4 separate regions of the Homo sapiens genome follow, and regions 2, 3 and 4 are each linked to region 1. A link is an interaction called in ENCODE POLR2A ChIA-PET data of the cell type or tissue named here. Cell type or tissue: HepG2. All regions are shown on one strand. Region 1 overlaps CYTH1 (cytohesin 1). Region 2 overlaps RBFOX3 (RNA binding fox-1 homolog 3). Region 3 has its middle 25 kb from the start of DNAH17. Region 4 holds the start of LOC124904066 (a long non-coding RNA gene).

Region 1 (5,000 bases):
TAACCTGTATTTCCCCTAGGAGCAACGGTTTAGTCTTTTCCAATTCAGTGTTAGCAATGACTATTTTTGTTTTTTTTTTTTTTGAGATGGAGTCTCGCTCTCTCGCCCAGTCTGGAGCGCATTGGTGTGATCTCGGCTCACTGCAACCTCCACCTCCCGGGTTCAAGCAATACTCCCTGCCTGTAGCTGTAGCTGGGATTACAGGCGCCCACCACCTCACCCATCTAATTTTTGTATTTTTCATAGAGATGGGGTTTCACCATGCTGGCCAGGCTGGTCTCGAACTCTGACCTCGTGATCCACCCGCCTAGGCCTCCCAAAGTGCTGGGATTACAGGCATGAGCCACTGTGCCCGGCAACAGCAACAACTTTTTAAACAATAACTACTTTGAATAGCAAGAATCAGCTATAGCTTAGCCCTCTTCCTACCCCTAAACTTCAGGCTGTGACATCCCAGTGCCACATTTGACATCTCCTGGGGGATACCTACAGGGTCTCTCACAGTTGGCATGGCCACAGCAGAGCCCCTGGTGCTGTGTCCCTCTTTATTCACCCCACCTGAGAAATAGCATATCCGCTCACATAGGTGTTCCCATCAAATGTTTTGAATGTTTTGATATCAGCCTTCCCTTTCTCTTGTTCTGCCTATCCAGTTCATTAGTAGTATGGTTTATTCTACTTCCAAAACGCATCTTGAAGTAATCTGTTTTTCTGCATCTCTGCTGCTGATGTGCTAGTGGAGGCCACTGAATTACTTGCCTGGATGCCACATGAGCTTCCCGTAGCTGATGCCACTCTGTGCACCCATATCTCATGTTCCCTTCCTTCTGGGCACGTGGAGAAGCATATTCTCACCCCCTGGCCATTGATTTGCTATCCTTTTCAGACCCAGAGGGAGCAGGCTAAGAAATATTTTGTGGAATAAGTATGTGGTATTATTTTAGGAGCACTTGGTATTTCTTTGGGTAATAGTAGTTTCTGCAATTTGAGGACTGCTTCTAAACCTGTTAGGAATATTTTTTGAACTGTAAGGGAATTTTTTTTTTAGGGCAGAGAAACATCTGAACAATGTATTAAGTAAAAGCTTGGAGAAAATCTTGGGAAAAAAACACTTCAAAAATAGATTGTTTTAGAGTTCTTTTTTTCTGAAACCACCTGCCTTCTAAAGCAAGATAATTAGATTTTAAACAATGGTTTCTGCTTAGTTAGGTTTTTTTTTATTTTTTTATTTTTATTTGTTATTATTATTTTTTTGAGACAGGGATCTCAATTTGTCACCCAGGCTGGAATATAATGGCATGATCATAGCTTACTGCAGCCTTGACCTGTGGGCTCAAGCAATCCTCCCACCTCAATCTCCTGAGTAGCTGGGACCACAGGCACACCCACCAAACTTGGCTAATTTTTAAATTTTTTTTTGTAGGGGGGATGGAGTCTCAATCTGTCACCCAGACTGGGGTGCAATGGCACAATCTCTGCTCACTGCAACCTCTGACTCCTGGGTTCAAGCAATTCTCCTGTCTCAGCCTCCCGAGTAGCTGGGATTACAGGTGCCTACCACCATGCCTGGCTAATTTTTATATTTTTAGTGGAGACGGGGTTTCGCCATGTTGACCAGGCTGGTCTTGAACTCCTGACCACAGGTGATCTGCCTGCCTTCGCCTCCCAAAGTGCTGGCTGGTCTCAGACTTTTGGGCTCAAGTGATCCTCCCACCTTGGCCTCCCAAAGTGCTGGGATTACAGGTCTGAGCCACTATGCCTGGCCTAGTTTGTTTTTAAATCAATAACAGGTATCAAGAAGTTTGGACTGGCTGACCTTGGTGGTCTTACTGCTGCCACCTTTGCTCTGCCTCACACAGTATGTGGGTGTGTTGGGCCCTTCTCGCAAGCTCCTCTGTCATGTGATGGTTCCGTCTTCAGGGCTGTGGCAGGACCGCGCTGGTTCAGTTTGCTCTGTGTCAGCTGAGTAAAGGATGGGTGGAGTACACCAATTTTGTAACTTGTAACATTTGGTCTTGTGGTTTTGCAAGGAAGGGGTGATATATAATTAGTAAGGCAGGAGAGCAAAGGAAACAGGAAGGGGATCTGCAGTGCTCCTGTATCAAAGTAGATCTCCAAAGCAACAAGGGACAAAAGCAAGCACACTCCTCCCGCCCACCCGTTTTTACTTACTCTTATTTGATCAGAGAACTTTGCTTTCATAAACATCCTTGAATTAAGGCTGGAATTTTTTGGTAAAAATTCCTAACTGAATTTGGTTTAGAAGTATACAGAAAACCCAATGAATTAATTGAATAATCTCCCTTACCCCCTTCTTCAGACAATTCTCCTGTATTCTCTCAAGTAATAAAAGTACTAGAAAGATCAATTGTATTTATCATTAAATGGCTGGTGCTTATAATTTATTCCTTGAATCCAGTTAAACAGTGAGCTTTCCTGATAACCTAGGCATTGTTGTCCCCTACAGTAACCTGGGCCTGTTGGATGTGTAAACATTTTCCTTTGACCCAGGACTGTGTTGAAACTATTTGTTAATCACACAGCAGGATGATCAATACTTACACCAGCTGACGGGACACCTGGCATGACTACTCAGTGATCCAGTAAAACCACGCCAAGCTGGTTCCATAGAGTTTTCATTTTTGATGATAGGACTCGTAGCTCTCAGAATCAGAGAATGTTTAGAGGTGAAACTTACCACAAATGTGGGTCAGCATCTTTAGTTTGTTTCCGGTGTGTGGGGTGCAGTGGCGGACAGTGAGAGAGCCATGTGATGGGAGGAGGCTGCAGAGCTGGACTTTGAATAATGGGTAGGGTTCAGAAAAGTAGAAAATATTGTGAAATTTATTTTATTTTGTTTTTTTGAATGAAGCAACAAAAACAGAGATTTATTGAAAATGAAAGTACACTCCACAGTGTGAGAGTGGACCCGAGCATAGGGGCTCAAGGGCCAAAAATACTGTGAAATTTATTTTAATCAAAGTGGAACATAGATATAGTTTTAAAGATCCTATACAACACAAAATTTTACGTGCTTATAGCAGCAGTTTTCATAAGAACCCCAAAGTGGAAACAACCAGATGCCATCAGCTCATGAGTGGGTAAAGAAGATGAAGTCTGTCCCTACAAGGGAAGATTCTTTAGTCATAAAAAGGAATGAAGTTCTGACACATGCTGCAACATGGCTGAACATAGAAAACATTGTGCCAGGTGAAAGAAACCAGTCACACAAGGCCATGTATTAGGCAAATCTGTAGAGGCAGAAAGTAGATTAGTGGTTGTCAGGGGTTTGGGGATGCGGGAATGGGGGTGACTCCTATGGGGTATGGGGTTTTCTTTTGGGGATGATGAAAATGTTCTAGAATTAGATAGTGGTGGTGGTTGCATAACTTTGTGAACATGCTAAAATCACTGAATAGTATTCTCTAAAAATGTCCTGCCTCTCCCAGACAGTGCCTCCTCCCCGCAGATGTTGACCTCTAGATCCTTCAAGATTGGGACCGCAGTGCAGTATTTGAGTCTCCCCAGATCTCTTCCTAAATACCAGAGAATGCTGCTGAGAGTGTGCATTTTCTTAAAAGTCACTCCCCTCGTTAGTATACCTGTGCCACTATCTTCCCACCCCTCCCAGGGACTTTTTCTATTCTTACTCTACGAGCCTGGCATACTCTGGGCCTTCAGAGCCTGATCCTTAGCATGCCATGTAGTTTTTTCTTTTTTTTTTTTTTTTTTTTTTTTTGGCGCTGCCATTACCTGTGTCCTCCAATGAACTCTTGTGTTTTGAAGAGGGAGATACTTTGTTTTCTTGACCTTTGTAGGTCTAGCTCTTGGCTAACATAGTGCTTGGCACAGTTCAACAGACATCATTTAGAATGAACACATGGTAAAGAGTCAAATCTTTTTTTAATAAATCAGTGTACACTTTTATTATTATTATTTTTGAGACAGAGTCTGACTCTGTCACGAAGACTGGAGTGCAGTGGGGTGATGACAGCTCACTGCAGCCTTGACCTCCTGAGCCCAGATGGTCATCACCTGCCTCGCCCTCTGAAGTAGCTGAGACTACAGGCACGCACCACCACAGCCAGCTAATTTTTTAGTTTTCTGTAGAGACGGAGTCTGTTTATGTTGTCTAGGCTAGTCTTGAACTCCTGGGCTCAAGTGATCCTCTCACCTCGGCCTTCCAAAGTGCTGAGATTATAGGCACGAGCCATCACACCTGGCCTTTCAAATTATTACTCTGATGAGTAAATCAATATGTGAAGAGCAGCTAGAAAATGGGAGAGTCGGCATTCTAAAAGTGTTAGGCTCTTTCAGATGGAAAGTAAGAGAATCTCAGGTTACCATGTAGTGATACTTTTACCCTAGGAAGACAGAGGAAGTAGGAAACTCGGTCGCCGCACTGTCACTGTGGGTCTTGGAGCTCGGGTCTCCTTGTGGGAAAGTGGCCTTTGTAATAAAATCTTGCAGGTGTTGCGTAATTTCATTAGTCTACATGGTGAGGAATAGAGGAGGTTCAGAGAAGAATATACATGTATTTTGTATACCTCAGAATTTTAGAAAAGAGAATCCTGAATATTTTTTTGGAGGAGTTGAGGAAGAAGTAACTGAGGTTTAAATTTTATCTTTGCAGTGATGCCTGTTCTGACCGTCTTATTTAAAACTTAACAATACCTGACCCCACCCCCTGCCACATACTTCTCTTTTCCCCATAGCACCCATCACTTTCTAGCATGTTACTTATTATTTATTGTGTATATAGTTTTTTGCCTATGTCTGCCTGTATAGTAGAAGCCTATTATCACTATCCCTCAAATTAGCCAGTGTGTGTGGACAAAGGGCAAACCAATGTTGATATTAACAAAGCCCTTTCAGGAAATCAGTACTGGTGAATATACACATAGGAACTGGCACATGCGCTGGGTAGAACATGAATTGCCTCTCCTCTCCCTATATATGTTCAAAAGGTAATGAAATTTTTTTTTCTTTTTTTTGAGACA
Region 2 (5,000 bases), 340 kb before region 1:
CCTCCCTCCTGGCAGCCCCGGCTCCATCTCCCTGAAGTGTGGTGTACAGGGTGCCGTGGCCCAGCTCTGCTCTCTAAGGAGCTGAGAGTTCCCTGCACAGACAAACTGCTGAAGGGAAAGTCGTGAGGGACACAAGTGTCACATTCTTGGGGGCAGTGTTCCTGGTCCCTCCTCGTTGACCCTCTCTCTTCTCTTGAAACCCTCCCCAGTATTTACCACATTCTTTTTGGGGTGGAAGTTTGTTTTCCCTGCAGACGAGCTCCATGAGGACACCATCCCCCTCCACGTAGCACTGAGTGGAACACACCCCCTCCCCCCACCCCGTCAGGGTCAGCACACTGTGGGCATATTGAGAGGGTTGCCTGTTGTGTTCCAGAAGCTTCCTTCTTAACAAGAAGGAGGGGTAGGCCTTGCAGGCCTTGCAGGAGGGGAGGGTGCCTTGCAGATGGGACCTCGGTACAGGGTGCCCATGTAGTGTCTGGGAGGAGGTGGGAGGCCGTTGCTGCCCCTCACCTGCCCCCCTCCCCCACCCTCCTCCCACTCCCCCTCCCACGCTCTTCCCTAGTTACGGCAGAGTCTACGCAGCTGCCGACCCGTACCATCACACCATCGGGCCCGCGGCGACCTACAGCATTGGAACCATGGTAAGGAGCCCAGGCCCGCCCAGCCCTGGGTGCCAGTCCTAACAGCTGGGCATGGGTGGTGAGGCCCTTGGGGGAGAGGCCGAGCCCTCTGACCAATGCCTTGGTCCCGGAGACTTTGGAAGGACCACGGCCTGGATGTGAGTTAGGGTGAGGGGAGGGCTGGCCCCTCACGCCCTCTCAGTTGCGGGGAAGCAGGTTGAATGGCTGGTCAGCCCACCGTACCATCTGGTCCTCTGGAAAGCACCCCAATGTGCCTGATCCGTTTCCCTGAGCTCCCTCACTATAATAAAGTCCCGTTGAGGCCCCTCCATTCCCATTTCCACCAGGAAAACCTCAGAAACCAAACCAGGGCCGCCTCTCCTTCCCAGCAGAGGCTCCCAAGGCCCCGGGGCTGTTTCTGCCCACACCGCATACCCACGGCCCACCCGCACTGCTGCAGCCCCCTCGCATCGCATCCGAGAGGGGAGTGTGGGTTACCGGTTGCTTCTCACCAGGCTCTAGCTCCTGGCTTCCTGGGGGCTCCTGGCGTCCTGGGGAAACAGTGCCTGCTCTGCCCCAGCCTCCTCCCTCAGGCTGTGGGGTGGAAGGGGCGGGGCGGGGAGGTGCGCGGCGTGGCGTGTCTCTGTGTGTGTGTGTGTGTGTGTGTGTGTGTGTGTGTGGCCAGCTGTTGACACGTGCAGCCCAGCTCACTCTGCACCCAGAGCTGCTTCCAGCAGACACCTGCCTCCTGTACCCACTGGCCCCAGCCCCGGGGTGTGAACACGGGTTTTAGCTAGCTTGGCATCCAGCATCAAAGATGAAAACATCTTGGGAGAGTGAGGAGGGAGGAGGTTCAGAGGCAATATGGATTTTTCCCATCTTTCTTGGTTTTGATGACTCCCTCCAATTTTTTTTTTTTTTTTCAATTTTTAACGAGCCTCAGACACCCCCAGCAGCCTGTGGTGGCTGTGGGCAGCCACAGGCGCGGGTCTGGTGCGGCCCCACCCGGATGGAGGTGTGATACCCTGGCTCTTGGGCCCTCCGTGCAGCTGCAAGCTAAAAGCTTTCATTAACGCACGGAGGGTTCCCTCTTGTGTTTTCACTTTGTATTTTTAAGATTTTCTATTTTTCCCCAATTTTTCTTCTCTTGCACTTGCTGTGTTGTTCTTTTCTGGGAAAACTGGGTGGTGGGAGGGTGGGAGGCCCCTTCAGAGCCTTCCCTGACTGGAGGCAGCCCAGGACATGGGAGAGCTGGAGCATCCAGGACCCGCTCTCCCCAGTAGGACAGGGCTGGGCCTCAGGTGGGCCCAGGAGGACCCAGAGACCCCCCCAGAGAGCAAGGCTCTGAACACTATGCCCAGCAGGCTTGCCTCTCCCAGCGTAGCTGGCTTCAGTGGCCCCAGGCTCTTGAGCCAAGGCCCAGGAACCCGCCAGGAGGTCCCTCAGTGCTCTGAAGATGCCCCGTGCCACCCTGCTGGGGTGCGAGGAGGTGGGGCTCAAGCTGGGACCCCCCCTCTGCATAAGGACAGTGAGAGGCCAGGCCTGAGCCCAGAGAAGTGACCCAGACATAACTCAAGCTGTGACCTAGAAGCACTGTTGGCCATGACCCCAGAGCACCCCACACTGGCCCAAGACCACTATGTCAGAGGCAGGTCCTACTCTTCCTGTTGCCATGACAACCCAACTCCTTTCTCCCCAAGGAATATAGGGGGAAAGAAATCGAGACTTGGCTATTTCTCTTTTTGTTTTTCCTTTTTTTTTTTCTTTTTGCTTTTTCCCCTCTTCCAAAAGACGGTACTGATTGGCTGTTTTTCATCTTTGATGTTGCAGGCTAGCCTCTGCCGAGGAGGGTACAGCCGCTTCACCCCCTACTAGCAAGAGACCCAGCCCCTAACAGCATTCACACTGACTGCCTATTACACACCAAACCCAACAGCCCAAAACCAGGCACAGCCACCAGAAGACAGTGCACCCCTCCCGGTCAGCGACACGCACGGCTGGCCCCCTGCAACTCTAAAATCTATAGATTATTTCTCTCCAGCCAGTTGGTCTCCCCACCCCACCTGTGCTGGTGTGTGTGTCTTTGACCCTGGTTTTTCCTGTATGTCTGCAACCGTGATTTCCTATTTTGACTTTGTTGATGTTGTACTACCCAAGCCATTGCAGGTACGGTGTGCACACCGTGGGGTCCAGGCTGGGCCAGGAGACCAGGCAGCCCCCAACCTGGGAGTAGCGGTAGCGCCCTATGAGGGCAAGAGCCACATTTCCTGGCCTCCCAGGCTGCACAGAACAACAGAAACGCCTGGCAGGGCCTCCCCCAAAGCCACCCGACCAGCCCCGTGCCATGGCCCTAGTGTCCAGCACCCTGACGCAGGGAGGGAGGGGCTCCAGGCACCCAGTGTGGGTCTCCCCGGCCTGAGGGTGCTCCCGCAGGCCTTCACCCAGCCAACCACAGGAGTAGCCACTGCCCCTCCTCGCCCCATTCAGCTGAAACTAATATTTTTCATTAAATTTTATTGACGATATTTCTTGCCGACGTAGTCACAAGCGTGTCGCGTGGTGTGCAAACTGCTGTGGTCACGCCAGTCTCTGCGACTCCTTAGCACTGCTGCAGCAGAAAGTGGAAATGTGGAAAGGCACGTCCTGGTCGCTCCTCAGGGAGCCCCTTAGCACCGCAGGGCCAAGGCCAGGCCAGCCTTGCAAGGGGGTTGTCCTGGAGGCACAGCCTACTTTCCCTGTCCCCAAGCTTCGAAATGTCTTTATTGGGGTATATTCCGGAAGGAGGGGTCCTCAGCAGGCAGGAGAGCTGATGAGGGGCAGAATGCACCCTTGCTCAGGCCCTCCCCTGAGCGCAGGCCGGTCAGCCCCAGGTCAGTCCCCTCCCTGCATTAGGGAGACTGCAGGCAGGGCCCTGTGGCCTGCGGGCCACTCCTTCCTCAGCCCTGGGACTGGCCAGCCCGGTGCATGGCGCTTCTGGGGAGACACTGGCTGGGACCTCACTTGAGCACAGCCGTGGGCAGCTTGCTGGCCTGCCTAGGAAAAGCCAGCCAAGACAGGCACAGTCCTTTCCTGGCACTGGCCTGGGGCACACAGATCTGTACCTCCATGACAGGGAAAAGTAGCCTCAGGTTCTGAGTGTGCCACGGCTGGGCTCCTGGGGCTGGAAGGCCAGCTGGAGGGTGTGGGTTCCCCACCAGTGAGGGCTGAAGTCCTGCCGCCCACCAGGCCCTTGCCGTGGGGGGCCCGGCTCCCCCACCTCCCGTGGCCAGACCATCACCCTCTGCCATCTCATCCAGGCCGCCTCGAAGCCTGTGCTGGCCCAGCCTCTCCACTCACCCTGCCCTGCTCAGCTCTGTCTCCTCCTCAGGGCCCCAGGTGTCTCCTCCCATCCTGGGCTGCCTGGGCCCCATCCTGGGATCCACCCACACTCAGCCCTGGAAGATGAGGGTCCTGGAAACCTGGGGGGCAGGTGTGGCGGCGCCAGGACTTTAGGCCAGGGGCCCCGTGCCACGTGGTCCTGTCGCCTTCACACCTGCTGTGCCTCCCCCGAGAAGCTGCAAGTCCTGCCTTTCTGTTTCTGTTGTAGTGAAACCTTCCACCGTTTCCTTCTCGGACCATGAAGGGCAAAAACAAAAAAACAAAAAAAATCACAAAACAAAAAAAACAAAAAAAGATGTTAAGATCCAAGCAACAAAAAAAAAACCAACCAAACCAAGAGGCATCCAACCAAGTCCAAGTCCCGCGTCCTGGCCACACGCCCGCACCGAGGGAGCACGCCGGCAGGGGCGCCGAGGAGCGGCCCCAGGACAGGACGGCCCCACCGCGTCCTGGCTGGCAGCACAGTGGGAACACGCCCCTCCGTCTCAGGCAGTGGGGGAGTTGGAGGGGAAGGGGCCTCCCTTGTGGGACCCGTGGGGGGCTCTGTTTTCCATCCAGTCTTCCTTTCCCAGCCCCCAACTCCCAAGACAGACAGTGTGGAGCCCAGCGGCGGCGGAGCAGGCCCGGGCCTGAGCAGGCAGGCGCTGCTAGCAAGACTTGATCTTTGTGGCCAGCTGTGCCAGGGGGCCGGCGGGGCTGAGGGGTGCGGGCAGCTTTCATCCCAGGGGCTCCACTGGGCCCCGTCACCCTCCTGTCGCGTCCCCTGCGTCCCACCTCCCTCCTGCCCGGCAGTCCCGCCCGTGCCCCCAGCCTGGCGAGGAAGCCGTCCAACAGTAGCCCCGGGGCCAGCTCCCAACAGAAAGGGCTGACGTGGCTCCAGGACTCAGGGGCGCTCCATGGGAGGACGAAGGAAGCCCAGCCAGCCAGGAGCCACTCCTCACACCTCCAAGTGTGGCCAAGTGGGCCCTGAGGCCAAGGACTTACTTGCTCTTCCTGGCC
Region 3 (5,000 bases), 150 kb after region 1:
TTAGAATGAACAACAACAACAAAATGTCTGCGTTGTCTTGACTTTGAGAAGAGAACAAACAGGTCCAAACCCACAGTAGCTAAGCCTGCCCTGTCTGAGGGTGGCCTCTCCGCAGCAGCTCCATCTTCTCCTGGAAATGGATGAAGACTTCCCAGATGAGAACAAGCAGAGGCTGTCTACTCAGAGCTCGCTAGGGTAAGGAGTCAGCCACCAGGCTGGCGCTGGGGAGGGACTCAGGCAGGTGGAGGAGGGGAGGCTCCGGAGGGCCTGATTGGAGGCTGTTGGCACAGGGAGGCTGGCGTGCGGCTGGTTACAAGCGGGCCTTGATTGGTCAGGGGAACGTATTTGCTTTTTTCTGGTTGGTCCTGAGTTGGAAACAGGGACAAAAATTAGGGAAGCTGGTGGTCCCTGCCCAAGTCCTGGCCAGCTTGGCAGGATGGCTGCAGAGGTGGTGGGCCAGAGTTCTGTTGTCCTATAGGGTCTGGCTGTGGCCCGACTGTGTGCTCGACCTCTTTTTTTTTTTTTTTGGAGACAGAGTTTCGCTCTTGTCACCCAAGGCTGGAGTGCAATGGGGCAATCTCGGCTCATTGCAACCTCTGCCTCCCGGGTTCAAGTGATTCTCCAGCCTCAGCCTCCCCGGTAACTGGGACTATAGGCACGCACCACCACGCCCGGCTGATTTTTGTATTTTTAGTAGAGATAGGGTTTTCCATGTTGGCTAGGCTGGTCTCGAACTCCTGACCTCAGGTGATCCACCTTCTTCAGCCTCCCAAAGTGCTGGGATTCCAGGCGTGCACCACCACGCCCGGCCTTGATCTCTTGCACTAAGTGAGAAAGTTCTCCAGGATCCTGGGACTGGGGTTCCCACGAATTCCACGGCATCGTGCTCTGATGGACAGCAGTTCCCAGGAACACCAAAGACCATGGCACCAATGGGAAGGACTCGCAGACCCAGGTGCTGGGAGGCGCTACACCCTTGGGTGGGAACGGAGGGCCACACTGTGGGTTTCCCGAGTGGCCTCCATAGTGACTGCCAGAGCCCTATGCGGTCCTCTCTGCAGGGACTAAAATGACCCCCAGGAGCTCTCTGCCTCCACGGTTTGAGATAGCCAGGCAGCCTAGAAAAGCCAGGGAGCTTGGAGGTAGGGGTACTGAGAGGGGAGGGAGGCCCACTCAGGGTGCTGGTTCCTGGCATCCTCTGCCCAAGCATCTTCCTACGCACTTATCCGGGGCTACACTGTGATACAGAATGGGAACTGTCCCACGGATCCGGCGATGGCTCAGCTATCAGAGCTGATGGGTCTCACTGCACAGAGGGCCTCAGTGCCTCCCATGACCTAAAATTCGAAAGCAGATGAATACACCCCAAGCACCCCTAACAACCCAGCTCTAAATCTACCTTGGCCTCTGCTGAACCCCTGTGTGTCCCTGTTTTTAGCCAGCGCCACCTTTGGGGTTAAGAAGCCCCTTATCTCTGCCATCTGTTGCCAAGGGAGGTTTGGGGTTTTCTTTTCTTCTCTGCCCTCCTGGTTTCTTTTTCTAGCAGTGCCAAGACTAGGTGGGTGCAATTTTTCCTTGGGCACAAAATCAGTGGGAAGTCAAGGGGTTGGGCCAGAGTGACCGATTCTTCCTTTTGCCTCTGGTTCCAATATCGGCTACAGCACTATCGCTAATCCTGTCTTTATGGCAAATTTGGATATTTTGTTATCATGAATGTTTGCATTAAATTTGGTTTTCTTCAAATATTGCATTTAAATATGAGTTATCTCTGTCACTGAGCTTTGGGGGCCCCCTTCAATTGTGCACCCCAGGCGAGGGCCTCGCTGGCCTCCGTGCTCCCTCCCTGCTGTGGAGCCCACAGTGCCCCTCCACGTGGAGTGTTCCTGGGTGGGTGAGTAGACCCCTCACAGTGTAAATGGATTTTTAGGTTTCAGTCATGATTTCTGCATAACCTTTTGTTAATTAATAATTAATTCATTGTACAAATATTTCTTGAGCCAGCTCTGGTCCAAGAACTGTGGCAGGTGCCAGGATTCAAGAGGGAGCAAAGCCTTTGCCCTAATGAAGCTCATGGGTGTCTTCCTCGCCTGTAGACCCTGCGGCTCTGCAAATCCCCGGCTGCTCAACCTTGTCGGGGTGGATGAGAAGGGGTCCTGGGAGGGGCCTGGGAGCCAGCATTGCCCCCACTCAGATTTTGAAGTCCCTGGTGGGCAACATGCATATTGGGAGAGGGAGCTGAGCCAAATGCCTCGGGCCCTCAAGACAGGCTTAGATGTCTCCAAGGGGGAAAAGCTTCCTTCGTCCAGGCATTCCTTCTATCATGGAAACAACTGTCAGAACCAGCATGTGAGACACCTGCGTGGACAAAGAGCAGACGGAGCTGGATGACTTTGGGGAGCCCCATCCTCTCCCACCCTAGGCAGGCACATTCCTGCTCTTTTATAAACACACTTAGGGTTTCAGAAACAAGTTCCCCCAGCCCCCAGCCCAGGACCTCACAAGCAGTTGGTGATGTGTTGAAGAAACAGTGATGAATGAACGCACCCCATAAACAGTCCATCTTTAAAACCCCCAGGTGTCATCTGTCTTGCAAATCCAGAGATGTAGTTGCTATTAGATCAGCGTTGCTGCTGACAGCAGTCATTTCTATTTGCCTTGTAGGGGAGACTTTCAGCTGTTTGTAAGTTGGAGTTCATGGGCACTCTGTACTTTTCCTTACTAGGAATCAGAGAAAGGTGGGCCCCTGGGTGTCCTTCAGCACCAAGCCTGGTCATGACGCTGGAATCTCCCGACCTGGACCTTCGCAGGTTCTCGCTGTGATGCCATTTCAGTAAAGCTGTGTGTGACCTTGGGCAGGTTCCCAGCTATGTGGGTTTCTTCACAGGATTTCTCATTTTTGGGCATTAAAAGGACCAAAGGTCGGCCGGATGAAGTGGCTCACGCCTATAATCACAGAACTTTGGGAGGCTGAGGTGGGAGGATTGCTTGAGCTCAGGAGTTTGAGACCAGCCTAGGCAACACAATGAGACCTCGTCTCTACAAAAAAAATTTTAAACTATTAGCTGGGCATGGTGGTGCATGCCTGCAGTCCCAGCTACTCAGGTGGCTAAGGTAGGAGGATCACTTAAGCCCAGCAGGTCACAGATGCAGTGAGCCGTGATCATGCCACTGCACTCCAGCCTGGGTGACAGAGTGAGACCCTGTCTCAAAAATAATAATAATAATAATAATAATAATAATGATTTTAAAAAGGTCCAAAGGTCTAAATCATAACTTCAGTCTCTCACCCGCTAAAGAGCTTCTCCCTCATCCTCATTCTCATCCCCATCTCTCCTCCCCGACCCCCACCTCCACCCCCACCTTCACTCTCAGCTCAGGCCTGGCTGTGTAATGTAATCATTGATAGGAATGAATGTAAACCTACTGTCTTGCTATTTGTTTTCAACTTGTTCCATCCATCTCTCATTCGCTTCCCCTGTTTCTCTGCTTTCTTTCAGACTAGGTTATTTTTATTTATTTTTTGAGACAGAGTTTCACTCTTGTTGCCTAGGCTGGAGTGCAATGGTGCAATCTTGGCTCACCGCAACCTCCACCTCCCTGGTTCAAGCAATTCTCCTGCCTCACCCTCCCAAGTAGCTGGGATTACAGGCATGTGCCACCGTGCCCGGTTAATTTTTGTATTTTTAGTAGAGGCGGGGTTTCTCCATGTTGGTCAGGCTGGTCTCAAACTCCTGACCTCAGGTGATTCGCCTGCCTCAGCCTCCCAAAGTGCTGGGATTACAGGTGTGAGGCACCACGCCTGGCCCAGACTATGTATTTTATGATTTCATTTCATCTCCATGATTGTCTCCAGGGCTGTACTTTTGTGTTTCTTGGCAGTCATTCTAAAATTCACAGTAGATTCGCTTTTTGGCTTGAATAGCTGGCAGAGGAGGAAAGTGACTGTAAGAAATTAAATGTGTCAATTACAATGTCTGTAATTCACTCGAAAACACCCCACCATCATTAGTGTGATGTCATGTATGTGAGAAGGTTGAAGCTTTAACTTGACGAATTAGTCATTGACTTACTTGCACTCTCATAGGCACAGGCCAGGTGGTCAGCCGGCGTTTTATCAGAAAGAGCCACCCTCTCGAGGTGGTGACTACAAGTCCTGCTATTGGCATCCCCATTTGCAACCGGCACTTTGCCAAAAGGGTGTCAAAAATAGCTTCTTTTCTATTGTTGAGATTAGAGACTGGCTAATGACCACCAGGGTATGTGAGTCCGCTGTGGTTTGGAGACCTTCCCTGCCCCTGCGCAGACAGGGTGGAAGAGTCCCCCCGGCCTGCACCCTTCACCCCTTAGGGGTGGCTGCAGCAGGAGTCCTAGGAGGTCCTTTGTCCAGCCAGGGGTACTGGGGGATTCCCACAGCATGACGCTGACCAGAGGCAGTGAGATTGCAGTATAATCCCAGCACTTTGGGAGGCCGAGGTGGGTGGATCACCTGAGGTCAGGAGTTCAAGACCAGCCTGATCAACATGGTGAAACCCCGTCTCTACAAAAAATTAACTGGGCGTGGTGGTGGGCATCTGTAATCCCAGCTACTTGGGAGGCTGAGGCAGGAGAATCGCTTGAACCCGGGAGGTGGAAGTTGCAATGAGCTGAGATTGTGCCATTGCACTCCAGCCTGGGTGAAAAAGTGAGACTTCGTCTCAAAAAAAAAAAAAAAAAAAAAAAAGGAGATCCTGCTGGGTGCCCATGTGCACTTTCAGGGCACCTATGGGACAAACTTTAGATGTCGGTCATGCTTGCAGGACATATGAATGTTTGGTGCCTGCTCTGCTGATTACTGTTTGTATAATAAATGCCATTTTGTGTGGTAGACTCTGCTCCGAGCCTTGCTTTATGATCATCTGGCTGTGAGATTGGAGGTGGGGGGGGCTAGCTCTCCCCTCTGGGATATTTTGGTAGCTGCTGCCATGAACAAAAAGAGCTTTCTAGTTGTGCACCATATGGTC
Region 4 (5,000 bases), 98 kb after region 1:
ACTATATTATCCATACTTTCCAATATATAATACAAAATAACTAGATGTGCAGAAACACAAAAATGCAACTCATAATCAAGAAAAAATAGCAAGTAAAAACAGAGCCCAAGATGACCCGATGTAAAGACTGGCAGACAAGGACTTTCATGCAGATTATATGAATATATGACCAGTTGTTTAACAAAGTCACCAAGGCAATACAATGGGGAAAGGAAAGACTTTTCAACAACTAGTACTGGAAAAATGGAATAAACACATGGGAATATTTAATTTGTTTGTTTATTTATTTATTTTGAGACAGGGTCTCACTCTGTCACCCAGGCTGGAGTATAGTGGCGCAATCATGGCTCACTGCAGCCTTGACCTCCATGAGTTCAGGTGATCAATCTTCCCACCTCAGCTTCCTGAGTAGCTGGGACCACAGGCACACATCATCACACCCAGCTAATTTTATATTTTGTAGAGACAGAGCTTCACCATGTTGCCCAGGATGGTCTTGAACTCCTGGGCTCAAGTCATCTGCCTGCCTCAGCCTCCTACAGTGTTAGGATTCCAGGTGTGAGCCACCGCACCCGGCCAACAAATGAAAATAATTGAACCTCAACTACTACTACATTATGTGCAGAAAAATTATTTTGAGATGGATTATAGACCTAGCTCCAAACCTTAAACTATGAAACTTCTAAGAGAAAACATAGAAGAATATCTTTATAACCTTTGGAGTAAGCAAATATTTCTTAGAGAACAGACAAAAATTTCATAAAAGAAAAAAATTAATGACTCAGACATAAACCACAGTGTGGGGGAAAATATTTGTAAAATATTTTCTGTCCACAGAGTGAAAATGATATCTCATGCAGTTTGGATGTGTATCTGCCTGACTCCTGGAGATGGTGCATATTCTTTTATGTTGACTTAAATTTTTTTTTCTGTGAATTGCCAATTCATGCCCTTTGACTATTTTTCTATTGGTTTGTCCTTTTTTAAAAATCGATGTTTAGGTGCTTATGTTAAGTAATATGAAACCTATGCTTACATGTGTACTACAGATATTTTTCTAAGTATAATATTTGTCTTTTGATTACATTTGTTATGTTTTCCAAAGTTTTAATTTCATAGGATCAAATATGTTCATTTTTCCTGTGTAGTTTTTGTGTGTTCTTTGTTGTTTGATTTTGAGATGAAGTCTCCCTCTGTCACCCAGGCTGGAGTACAATGGTGTGATCTCGGCCCCCTGCAACCTCCACCTCCCGAGTTTAAGAGATTCTCCTGCCTCAGCCTCCCAAGTAGCTGGGATTACAGGTGCCTGCCACCAAGTCCAGTTAATTTTTGTATTTTTAGTAGAGATGGAGTTTTGCCATGTTGGCCATGCTGGTGTTGAACTCCTGACCTCAGGTGATCTGTCTGCCTCAGCCTCCCAAAGTGCTTGGATTACAGACATGAGCCACCATGCCTGGCCTAGTTTTGTGTCTTATTTAAGGAGATTGTCTTTATTCCAATATTAATAATTCCCTGAATTTTCCTCTAATTTTTAATTTTTTTAACCTTTAGATTTCTAACTTATCTAAAGTTTATTTTTAGATGGAAGGGATTTAAGTTTATTTTGCTCCAGGAAGGTAATTGATAATGCCAACACAATTCATTAACTAAATCTTCCTTTTTTCATTCAGTTGAGATACCACTTTTATCATGTATTAAATTCCCATACATTTTTGAAATTACTTCTTTTCTTGTGCCAAGAATACTCTTTTCATTTCAGTAGCTTCTAAAGGAGCTATTAATAGCTGGTGAATGAAACCTCCCTTGCTATTCCTCAATTTCTAAATGTTCTTAGCTATTCTAAGACATTTATTCTTTCTGATAAGCATTAAACATATTTTGTCCTGTTTAAAAAGCATAGTCAGGGAGCATGGGCTCGAGCCCCCTGTGCTTCCAGTGCTTCCTTGGAAGAACAAGAATAAATTAATGAGAGGTGCTTCTTACCTCCAGGGCACTCCCAGTGCCTGGCACGCATCAGGCTGGGTGTTTGTTGAATGAATGCACAGTTGACTGCTGCATCCACCCCACGACCTTAACACACACCATCAGCCTTGGAAGCAGAACTCCGGGACAGATCCGACGTGGCCACTGTCAATAGCCTTGAAAGCAGGAATGTTTGTCTCCGGTAAATAGAGAAGTGGCATCAGAGGGACAAGCTCCTCTGAAGTGTCAGGTGATTTCCCAAAGGATCATTTGTGGGGAAATATTTAGGGAGCTCTAATTTGGAAGTCCTGTTTTCCCCCCAAATACCAGGACTCCTCCCCATGCTCAGGGGGAAAACTCTACTGCAAGACCTCCCGTTTCCAGCTGACCAGCAGCCCAGAGAGCCTCCTCCCTGCACAGAAGGGCTCAGGGCAGAGTCCTTTTTCCCGTCATTGGCTGCAATGCATTGAGGAGGACCCCAAGGCAGGGCCTGCGCATCTGAACTGCCTTGGACTCTGGGGCGCCCTCACTGGAGCTCCCCTCCTGGAACCCATTTCCTCCAGGAGAAACCTTGAGAATGAAGACGGGGTCTAAGGCGTGTGAGTCCAGGGGGGCCCCTTGCTACCTCAAACTGAGAAGTAAAATCTCAAACTAAATATATGACCAGCTTAATTATGTTTATCACCTGCATAAATGTCTCTTGAAAGAAATCTTATGTCTTTGCAGTCTGTGAAGGTGTTCTTGCCTGTCTGGAACAAGAAAAGAAGATAAACATGTAGTAAAATATAGGGAAACTTGATTGAAGAACTAGTGCATTTTAACTTTGGTGACTTTTTGCAAAGCCAGATCTGAGAAGGAAAAAAAAAAAAAAGAGTCCTGCTGATGTTGGGTCCCTCCCAGAGCTCTCTTTCTTCTCCGTCAACCAATAGTTGTTTTTTCACACTGTGTGTAAAGAGAATTTAAGAAATTCTTCTGTCATTTAAGACTTGACGACCAGAAGGAATTCCACTATCTCCCTGAAAATAATTTCTCCTCGTCTGTCAATGACATCATGATTAACCTAATTTCCCAAGTTAAGTCATTTCTTCCTTTCTTCCACAAATATTTATTAAGTGCCTTCTAGGTATCAGGCATTGTTCTAAGAATGGCAGCAAAGCCGTGAATAAAATAAAATCCCTCCCCTCATGGAGCGTATAGACTAGAACGGGAGAGAAGGACAATGTACAAATTGATATGGTTTGGCTGTGTCCCCACCCAAATCTCATCTTGTATTACAGTTCCCATAATCCCCACGTGTCCTGGGAGGGACCCAGTGGGAGGTAATTGAACCATGGGGGCCGTTACACCCATGCTGTTCTCGTGATAGTGAGTTTTCATGAGATCTGATGGGTTTTTTGTTTGTTTGTTTTTGTTCTTTTTTTTTGAGACAGAGTCTCGTTCTGTTACCCAGGCTGGAGTGCAATGGTGCAATCTCAGCTCACTGCAACCTCCACCTCCCGGGTTCAAGCGATTCTCCTGCCCCAGCCTCCCGAGTAGCTGGGATTACAGGCACGTGCCACCATGCCCGGCTAATTTTTTTGTATTTTTAGTAGAGATGGGATTTCACCATGTTAGCCAGGATGGTCTCGACCTCCTGACCTCGTGATCCGCCTGCCTCGGCCTCCTAAAGTTCTGGGATTACGGGTGTAAGCCACTGCACCCTGCCGATCTGATGGTTTTATAAGGTGTTTTTCCCCTTTTGCTCAGCACTTCTCCTTCCTGCCACCATGTGAAGAAGGACATGTTTGCTTCCCTTCAGCCAGGATTGCAAGCTTCCTGAGGCCTCCACAGCCCTGCGGAACTGTGAGTCAATTAAACCTCTTTTATTTATAAATTGTCCAGTCTTGGATATTTCTTCATGCAGTGTGAGAACAGACGAATACACAAATAAGAAAATAAAAATAAGAGATGGAGGTCACATTTCTAAGCTATGTCTGGGAGCATATATGGGGACTGGGGGTTTTCTTCCCAGCTAGCTGTTATCTGATCCAAGTAACCATTTAGGGAAAAACACTTTGAAAATCGGTTGGAGCCCCTTGCCAGAGTGTGGCTGTGGTTGACCAATTATGATGAATCCGCATTTCTTGGACAGGGTTCCGAGTGATGCTGTTTGCTGTTCGAGGGGCTTGTGCAGAAAGAGCGCTTGGAAGAGCAGCTGCCACAGCTGGTGTGGGCAGGAAGCAGGTCTTTGGGCCAGAAACCTTTCTCTCAGTGGCCCTGGCAGGCCTGTGTTCTTGCATCTTCTGGGGCTGCCCCTGGGCATCTGCCTTCCAACTGAACTGACCTCAGCCTTGGAGCCTCTGTGATTCTGTGTTCAGCCTCGGCCTTGCTGCAGTCCGGGCCATCTTTCTCTTACTCCTTATCATGTCAACCCTGCTCCACACTGGAATGGTCAGATGCTAAGATGCTCTTCAGAGCTCAGTCACAAAAAACTTAATGTCAGTCTGCATCCTTGCCCGGCTTCCTTCTGACTCCACAGCTCCACGGTGACAGCAGCAAGGGCCAGTTGGGAACAAAGTGTGGGCAGTTGACAGGCACTGGGAATAGGGACAGGGGCTCTCCCTGGAATTGTCCCTCCTCTGGCCCATCCCTCTGCATCTTGATGTTACATTTCCCTGGGCAGAGTGAGCGGGTAGGGTGTATTTCTGAAAAAGCAGCAATTTACCCTTTCTTTGTACTTTTCAGAATCCCTGGTGGACTCTCGCATTTGGTGGCATTACCTGATTATCTGTGTGCCCACCATGTAGCTCCTGGGCTCTCTGCCCACGGCTTGTTCTACATCAGAAAGAGAAACTGCAATGACCCCCTCCCTGCCCTCCGGAGCCTCCTTCACCATCGAGGTGGCTTGGAAAACCCAGACGTAAAAGCTTTAAGGCAGAAGGGGGAAAGCACTGCGGTAATAAGGATGAAACTGCCCCCAGCAGGTGCTGGCAAAGTCAGCTCTCGGGGCCTTGTTCTTCCCGTTTGATCACTGCTTCTCAGCCCTCTCCTCCTCCCAC

What was found. Peaks named below come from ENCODE experiments on the same cell type or tissue, not always from the same donor. Only the 100,000 strongest peaks of a DNase experiment are listed, where the experiment ranks them.
Region 2: POLR2A ChIA-PET joins it to region 1 with 9 read pairs; 1 of 35 experiments calls an interaction of 5 or more read pairs at or near these places.
Region 3: POLR2A ChIA-PET joins it to region 1 with 6 read pairs; 4 of 35 experiments call an interaction of 5 or more read pairs at or near these places.
Region 4: POLR2A ChIA-PET joins it to region 1 with 5 read pairs; 6 of 35 experiments call an interaction of 5 or more read pairs at or near these places.

What each region holds. Positions count from the first base shown.
Region 1 is chr17:78,745,885-78,750,884 of GRCh38, reverse strand. The region is part of intron 1 of CYTH1 (cytohesin 1); the gene reads left to right. Among named protein-coding and RNA genes, the nearest start is that of CYTH1, 34 kb to the left of the region's middle. RefSeq lists enhancers at 1,782-1,851, 1,912-1,971. In HepG2, no CTCF peak of the experiment used is centred here; DNase peaks (open chromatin) are centred at 1,964, 2,564 and 4,024; H3K4me3 peaks cover 1,304 bases.
Region 2 is chr17:79,090,095-79,095,094 of GRCh38, reverse strand. It overlaps RBFOX3 (RNA binding fox-1 homolog 3), which reads left to right. Exons shown (of 15, transcript NM_001350451.2): 14 at 566-644; 15 at 4,210-5,000. The coding sequence ends at 4,212. Among named protein-coding and RNA genes, the nearest start is that of ENGASE, 18 kb to the right of the region's middle. In HepG2, CTCF peaks have their summits at 1,733 (motif pointing left) and 4,386; a DNase peak (open chromatin) is centred at 4,409; H3K27me3 peaks cover 4,373 bases.
Region 3 is chr17:78,599,592-78,604,591 of GRCh38, reverse strand. No RefSeq gene overlaps it. Among named protein-coding and RNA genes, the nearest start is that of DNAH17, 25 kb to the right of the region's middle. In HepG2, no CTCF peak of the experiment used is centred here; a DNase peak (open chromatin) is centred at 2,791.
Region 4 is chr17:78,647,584-78,652,583 of GRCh38, reverse strand. It overlaps LOC124904066 (a long non-coding RNA gene), which reads left to right and starts at 3,709. Exons shown (of 2, transcript XR_007065922.1): 1 at 3,709-3,804; 2 at 4,687-5,000. In HepG2, a CTCF peak has its summit at 2,345; a DNase peak (open chromatin) is centred at 2,163.